Regions from separate parts of the Homo sapiens genome. Here region 1 is linked to region 2. Evidence: read pairs that join two places in POLR2A ChIA-PET (ENCODE). Cell type or tissue: CD4-positive, alpha-beta T cell. All regions are shown on one strand. Region 1 overlaps CHRNA1 (cholinergic receptor nicotinic alpha 1 subunit). Region 2 overlaps WIPF1 (WAS/WASL interacting protein family member 1).

Evidence for each region. Peaks named below come from ENCODE experiments on the same cell type or tissue, not always from the same donor. Only the 100,000 strongest peaks of a DNase experiment are listed, where the experiment ranks them.
Region 1: POLR2A ChIA-PET joins it to region 2 with 5 read pairs; 2 of 35 experiments call an interaction of 5 or more read pairs at or near these places.

Annotation. Positions count from the first base shown.
Region 1 is chr2:174,751,080-174,755,079 of GRCh38, reverse strand. CHRNA1 (cholinergic receptor nicotinic alpha 1 subunit) reads left to right here. Exons shown (of 9, transcript NM_000079.4): 5 at 666-861; 6 at 1,340-1,577. Among named protein-coding and RNA genes, the nearest start is that of CHRNA1, 11 kb to the left of the region's middle. RefSeq lists a silencer at 2,366-2,435 and an enhancer at 3,783-3,962. In CD4-positive, alpha-beta T cell, no CTCF peak of the experiment used is centred here; DNase peaks (open chromatin) are centred at 1,639, 2,469 and 3,859; H3K27ac peaks cover 1,499 bases.
Region 2 is chr2:174,582,766-174,586,765 of GRCh38, reverse strand. It overlaps WIPF1 (WAS/WASL interacting protein family member 1), which reads left to right. Exons shown (of 8, transcript NM_001375834.1): 2 at 1,155-1,243. The coding sequence starts at 1,193. All of the region lies in intron 1 of WIPF1-AS1 (WIPF1 and CHRNA1 antisense RNA 1), which reads right to left. Among named protein-coding and RNA genes, the nearest start is that of WIPF1-AS1, 9.5 kb to the right of the region's middle. In CD4-positive, alpha-beta T cell, no CTCF peak of the experiment used is centred here; no DNase peak of the experiment used is centred here; H3K27ac peaks cover 1,604 bases.

The sequences.
Region 1 (4,000 bases), 170 kb before region 2:
AACCTAGTTTCTATTAAAAATACAAAAATTAGCTGGGTGTTTGGTGGGTGCCTGTAATCTCAGCTACCTGGGAGGCTGAGGCAGGAGAATTGCTTGAGCCCGGGAGGTGGAGGTTGCTGTGAGCCAAGATTGCACCATTGCACTCCAGCCTGGGTGACAAAGCGAGATTCCATCTCAAAAAAAAAAAAAAAAAAAAAGAGTAGTAGGCCCCTTCCCTAACCTGCTTGTCGCAGTAATGAGTCGCTGGAGGTGTTTTATGTAAAATTCCTGTGTTTTTTTTCCCCAACATAGTACATCAGGGAGGTGATAGATGAAGATTAACATTACAAATACTTGTGAGGGCTGGAAAAATAATCTGGGATGCAGTGGACCCATGTTACCTGTTATTTCTTTAAAACTGTGGGTTCCCACATTCTTTCCCAGATACTCAGATTCAGGGTTTACTTAGAGGGTGTGCAGAACTCTGTATTTTTAACAAGCACCCCAGTGATTCTTATTATCAAATATGGGGAACATTGCAATAGATAAAAAGTGACGCTGCCCGAAACAGAGCTTCTATAATTAGCACCTGAATAATTAACAGCTGTCTCCTGTTAACGTCCCCAAGCAGAATGGAAGGCTCATCTGTCACTTGGAGCCATTTTCCTCTTTTATCCCAATTGTAGTGCAGATGGTGACTTTGCTATTGTCAAGTTCACCAAAGTGCTCCTGCAGTACACTGGCCACATCACGTGGACACCTCCAGCCATCTTTAAAAGCTACTGTGAGATCATCGTCACCCACTTTCCCTTTGATGAACAGAACTGCAGCATGAAGCTGGGCACCTGGACCTACGACGGCTCTGTCGTGGCCATCAACCCGGTAGGTGGTGGCCACATATGATAAGGGTGGTTTCAGGAAAATTGTGATTCGGGTCTCCAACTTTTCCTTGGACAATCATAGGCTCTCAGTACCAGTTAGAACTTAGGAATCATCTAGTTTGATGGTTCAAGTTGATTGGGAAGGGAGAACTAAATGGGAGCTTAAATTAATTTGCTACACCCAGGCTCAGTCTCAAGAATTCTGATGTAATGGGCCTGGGGTGGCGGTAGGGCATCAATATGTTTTAAAGCTCCCAGGTGACTTGAATGTGTAGCCAAAATGGAGAATGCTACTAGTCCAAACCCCCTTATGTCATAGGAAAGGCATCTAAGACCCCAAAGCAGTAGTGTCCCACAGTCCCTCCTGGGTGTGTGACCCACAGAGCTGGAATCTGTGGCCTTGTCACTGCTGATTACAAAACGCTGCCCCTCATCAGGGTGACCTGCCTGGGATTTCCAAACCTCACTTCCTTTCTCAGGAAAGCGACCAGCCAGACCTGAGCAACTTCATGGAGAGCGGGGAGTGGGTGATCAAGGAGTCCCGGGGCTGGAAGCACTCCGTGACCTATTCCTGCTGCCCCGACACCCCCTACCTGGACATCACCTACCACTTCGTCATGCAGCGCCTGCCCCTCTACTTCATCGTCAACGTCATCATCCCCTGCCTGCTCTTCTCCTTCTTAACTGGCCTGGTATTCTACCTGCCCACAGACTCAGGTGGGTGTGGTTGCCATGACTGCTGCTGCTGACGCTGATGGGTCTCGTGCTGCTATTTTGGGGAAGCCAGAAATAATCATGTGCTAACAAACAGGCAGATCGACCCGAACCATCATCATTAGGAGGGTGCATTTGCTGAGTGGGCGTGCGCAGTGGTGAGAGTCACTGTGAGTGGAGCTCACAGCTGGGGCAGACACCCCGAGCGGCAGGGAGTTGAACATGACCCTAGAGATGCACAGTGTAGCTTAGGCTGGTTAAAGTACATTAACCACCAATACCTATTTGCTGAATACCAACTGTGTGCCCAGAAGTGTACTGGGTAAGGCATGTGATCCCAGACACTTCTCATGCCACTTCCACGATGAAGTCACTTTCTATGTACTGACTAATCCTGGTCTTGCCCCTTTACCCACTGCTCACCACTTGAAAATAGATTTTGCATATCTTTTTTTCCAGATGGTGGCATCTTCACACACAAGACCCTACTTCCCAAGTGGCTGTTCTTTCTCACATATCAGCCTAGACAACTTACTTACCTCCTACTGAGTAATCCTATCTGTGACATAATTTTATCAAACAATAACAATCCACCAGAAAGGAGGAAAGGGTACCCATCTGCCTGCCAGCAAGTCACTATTCATAAACAACTTATGGCAGACAAGTTTGAAAAAAAGAAAGATGCTACAGACAGACCTCAAGCTTATGACAGGTAGCAATTTTTATCAAAATGACTTTAAAAAAAAAAAAACCACAAAATCTTAAATCCAACTTGCCAACTAGGAAAAAAGATTATTCATTTACTCATTCAGTGAATATTTGTTGAACAAATATGATGTGGTAGATAGACCGCAGAGAATAAGACAGAAAGTGCCTCACCCCTCAGAGTGCATGTTCCAGTGACTGCATTTGGGGTTTCATTTTTGTTTTTGTTTTGAGACCGGGTCTCACTCTGTTGCCCAGGCTGCAGTACAGTGGCATGATCACGGCTCACTGCAGCCTCAACCTCCTGAGCTCAAGTGACCCTTTCACCTCAGCCTCCTGAGTAGCTGGGACTACAGGCATGTGCCACCACACTCGGCTAATTTTTGTATTTTTTGTAGAAACGGGGTTGCACCATGTTGCCGAGGCCAGTCTCGAACTCCTGGGCTCAAAGATCTGCCTACCTCGGCCTCCCAAAGTGCTGGGATTACAGGTGTGAGCCACTGTGCCTGCCCTGCACTTGTTTTTAAACAAATAATCACAAACACAATTCTTTCAACTTTCTAATCAAATGAAACTTTTTTACATTAAAAAAATAAATAAATAGAGATGGAGTCTTGCTATGTTGCCCAGGCTAGTCTCAGACTCCTGGCCTCAAGTGATCCCCCTGCCTTGGCCTCCCGGGGTGTTAGGATTACAGGCATGATCCACCGCACCAGGCCCTCAAATGAAACTTTTTAAAATAAAAACACTGTCGGGGCATTATGGGAACTAACAAGAGTCTCTATAAACGTTAAATGATTTGTGCTTGAAAAGTGCTTAGGGGCCAGATGCAGTGGCTCACACCTGTAATCCCAGCACTTTCGGAGGCCAAGGCGGATGGATCACTTGAGGTCAGGAGTTTGAGACCAGCCTGGCCAACATGGTGAAACCCCATCTCTATTAAAAATACAAAAAATTAGCCAGGTGTGGTGGCACGTGCCTGTAATCCCAATTACTTGGGAGGCTGAGGCAGGAGAATCGCTTGAACCCTGGAGGCGGAGGTTGCAGTGAGCTGAGATGGCACCACTGAACTCCAGCCTGGGCAACAGAGTGAGACTCCCTCACAAAAAAAAAAAGAAGAAAAAAAGAAAGAAAAGAAAGAAAGAAAAAAGAAAAGCACTTAGCACAAAAATTATGCTTGATAAATGTTGGCTATTATTATTATCATTATTATTAATCAACAAATTTTATATAAGTGGACAAATATTTTGTATTTGTAATTGTATTCTTTTTCACTTTGAAAGGTTTTCCTACCCACCAGGTAGAATTGACAATTTCTTGTTTGTTTCCACTCTTTATCGTATACATACATACATATTCTATATATATTCTAGCATCCGGAAGCAGCCAGTAGGGGACAGCTTCATCATTGAAAGCAGGGTAACACAAGGGTTTCCAGCAGCACCAACAGCAAGGCCAGCCCAGGGAAAGTCCCTCCCAGAGCTTCTCTGCTGCACCTAAGGTGGTCAAGCCTCACAAAACTACCTCAGTGCCATTCGGCCCCTGACCTTCCTGCTGCCAAGTTTGCCCAGCCAAAACTCTCCTGAGATCAAAGGGCCTGCAGAAAAGAGGTGGGGGCTGGGGAAATCCCTGCTCCCTTAGTATGCAAAAAAAACAAAACAAGAAATAAGTGAGAAGACAAACTTCCTCTTATATGAAAATGAGACAGCGAGTGGTGTGAA
Region 2 (4,000 bases):
CCTATCCAGGACCACAGTTTGTGTAGCAAGGATGGGGTGGGAGAAGCTGGCATTGCTTAGGGATGAGAACAGTGGGTGAGGCGTTGTCCTAGACAGGGCAGAGGGAGCAGGGGTTCTAGTGAGGCGAAGGAACAGGACTGCAAGGATTAGAGGAAATGGGGAGAGGGCTCCTGGCTGGTGTAACTCACCAGGCACTTCCTGGCCATCGTCTCTCCTGGCCCTGGTGTTTGCCAGGCTGCCCTCTCCGCCCTGCCCCCTCACCCACCTGGGGTCCCTAAACTTTCCTACCCAGCTACGGAATCTGGTCTTCCCTTTGTTTTCAGAGCAAGCACACTCTGCAGAAAGGCTCTTCTTTTTTATTTTATTTATATATAATTTTTTACCCAAACAAAGCTAAGACAGGCTCTTCTAAATGAAATGCATTTCTGGTAAACAGCCTGGGAGTCCTAGGTCTGACTTCTCATGCCCGCTCTGTTTTCGCTTAGATCCTCTGAGGAAATGCTAAGGAGCACAGAGATAGGGATGGCTGGTCTTTGAGTGCTCCAAACATAAGGTTGACCCCCCACACGTCCACCCCGCCTCAGCTGCTGCTCCCTGCTTTCCACCTGACATTCTCCATGCCCTCTCCCTGGAGGACTAGGAACTTTGAGGGCGGGACTAGAAGTAGATTCATTTTCATATTCCTGCAGTGCACACACAGACTTGGCGAATGTCAGGAAGAATGGGAGGAGAAAGCCAGAGGGGGTGGGAGAGCATGAAAGGATTGTCATGGAAATTAGCGAAGAGGAGAAGCCACTTGAAGTGAATTTGTTTTCAGTGAAACTTGGCCAGGATACATCCTAGCAGTTGTGTGAGACCTTCCTGCTTAACTGGGCCCACCTGGGTCGGTCATGGCCTACTGTAGTGGGTGGGGGAATGGAGCCGAGTAAGGCACTGGATGTGGCCTCCATTCTCTCCAAGCACCTCGGGTCAGAAGCCCCTCTGCCGGGATCCTTCCAGAACAGTAATGTTTTAGCAGTGAGGTGTAAAGGTAAGCCCATCTCTTCTAAGAGTTGAGCTAGGTGGAGCTGTCACTTTGGTGGGAAAGTGAAGACAGATTAGGACAGTATTACTAAGATTACATCTAATACATGATCGCATTCTTGTTTTTCCAGATTTATCAGCAAGACTGTTGAACGCATAACTGCCCAAGATGCCTGTCCCTCCCCCTCCAGCACCCCCGCCGCCCCCGACGTTTGCACTGGTGAGTGTCTCCTCCCCAAACACTTTCTATGCATAAAGCAAGCCAAATGAAGCCAAAACCTGGCGTGCATGTGTTTGTATTAAATGTGTTTGCATTCTGGCTCACATGTGATACAACAGGCTTTCCCAGTGCCCAGGGTAAGCCAAATCCTGAAACCCAGCAAATACAAACAACACGAAGGGTTTTGTTTGTTTAAGGTCTCGTGTGATGGATAGTACAAGGGTGGAATGTGGCTGATGAGGTGTTTTCTGCCGCATCTGCGCAGGGACATGTGCTGGCCCAAGATAGGGTTTGCAGGATCAGTTCTGAGACCAGTGTGCACTGTTTTCATTCAGATGAACTCAATGTCTGGCCTTTAACTTCTGGGCTGGACGGTCTAGAAACCCAGGTCTCTGCCTGCAGTGCATTCCATTAAAGTGTCTTCCGGTCTCACTCCTTTCTTTTTTTCTGCCTTTTCCCCTCTTCTTCCCAATCTGTTTTTGACAAATATCTCCCTCCACCACCTCTGCCATACACATTCACATCCTCCTTTAAATCTATACTTGCATTTAGGCATTTAGATGTTTATTTCCTGAAAGAATTTCTTCAGTGGATTCATCCTGGTCTTTTTTTTTTTTTTGAGTCTCGCTCTGTCACCCAGGCTGGAGTGCAATGGCACGATCTCAGCTCACCGCAACTTCCACCTCCCGTTCAAGTGATTCTCCTGCCTCAGCCTCCCAAGTAGCTGGGACTAAAGGCAAGCACCACCATGCCCAGCTAATTTTTGTATTTTTAGTATGGACGGGGTTTCACCATGTTGGCCAGGCTTGTCTTGAACTCCTAACCTCAGTTGATCCACCCACCTCGGCCTCCCAAAGTGCTGGGATTACAGGCGTGAGCCACTGTGCCCGGCTCATCCTGCTCCTTTGATAGACCTCTTTGGGGAAGTTAGTGTGCCCTCTTCAGGAATTTGGCAACTCTCCACTTGGTCATATGGAAAGGCCCCAAGATACGCTCTGTTACAAAGCCCTCTCCAGCTTGTGAAGCCTTCACTGAGGAGGAGCCTCACACTGATGGTTCCTTCATTTTCACCATTTTCACATGGGGAAACTGAGGCTTGGAGAGAAAGTTTCTTGCCCCAGGTTTCCATGAGACACATTTATATAACTCATCTGAGGTTGAAACCTAGTGAGAAGAACTGCCTATTAATTAGCTTATTGTTACTCAGAGTGTGGCCTTCCAACTGCTTTTTAAGAGTCCCCAAAGTGATGAGGACAAAAGTTGAAAGTAAGCATTTAGAAGCATTTCTAGCAATTTGACAGTAGTTTTCTGTTTCTAAGATTGGATGTTGTGTGTCTTTTTTAAAAAACTAATTCATTTTTCTAATAATTCATTGTTATTTTACAAAAGCGTCAGTTCCTGATGAAAATATTTTTCAAAAGACTGGTCCTTGGCCAGGCGTGCACTTTGGAAGGATAACTTGAGCCCAGGAGTTCGAGACCAGCCTGGGCAACATGGCGAGACCCCCATATCTACAAAAAAAATGTTAAAAATTAGCCAGCCAGACATGGCGGTGCGTGCTTATAGTCCCAGCTACTCTGGAGGCAGAGATGGGAGGATTGTTTGAGCCCAGGAGGTCAAGGCTGCAGTGAGCTGTGATTGCACTACTGCACTCCAGCCTGGGTGATAGAGCAAGACTCTGTCGCAAAAAAACAAAAAACAAAAAAAAAGTTGGTCCTTCACATGGGTAAGTTTGAGAACCTCCAATCTGGCTTACATAGCAGGATTCATTTATCCATGTTTCCCCAAAAGTGTGGGCTATAGTGAACTGACTTAATAAAAAATATTAAATAAATAACACAGGTGGTATGAGAAGATGACAAAAATCATGAATCTTATACCAGAATGCTTGAAGTTTGGGAAACCTTGCTTATCTTATCAACTCATTTCTATCCGTTGTTACCTAATTCAAAGCAAGATTTTGGATAAATAGAATATAGAGATGAAGAAAGGGAAAAGGTGGGTTGGTGGCCATCATAGAACACTGCCCTTGTGAAACAACATAATTAAGGGCCCTGAACATGAGAGAAGTTAGCACCCAGGGAGGTCAGCTGTCAAAATAAATTTTGAGGCAGAACAGGAGGCTACTGAAGGTTGCTGACCCAAAACTGTTAAGAGATCCAGTGTGACACATCACTTAACCTCTCTAGGCCTCAGAGTTTTTTCATCCTTAAAATGAAGACAGCAGGTAATGTTAAGAGCTCTTTTCCAGGACATCCAAAGTATGTTAAGTTGAAAACAAACAAGTTGCAGAACAATAGAGGAGAATCCCATTAGCAAAAGCAAACTGTGTATGCAGAGAGCATTTCTGGAAGGACAGCAGAGAAACTTTTAACAAGCATGCTTCAGCGGTGTGTTGGGGCTGGATGGGGAGGGGCATTTTAGAGCCCACATTTATCCTTCTATCAGCTTGTAGGGAAGGCTCTTGACTGCCAGGGTTTGAATCCCAGCTCCTCCTCAACTAACTAGGTGCCTGGGGCAAATGATTTAAACTCCCTATACCTCAGTTTCCTTGTCTGTAAAATGGAAATAATAACTCACAGGGTTGATAAGGGCTAAATGAAGTAATACACATAAGGTGCTGAAAACAGTGCCTGGCACAGAGTATATGTTAACTATTATTATCATAAGCAAGTAATACTTCATCATTTAGTTATTTCAAGATGCTTCCAACTTTACCACTGCAATTCTGGTTAGCCTACTTCAGGGTTTTTCTGA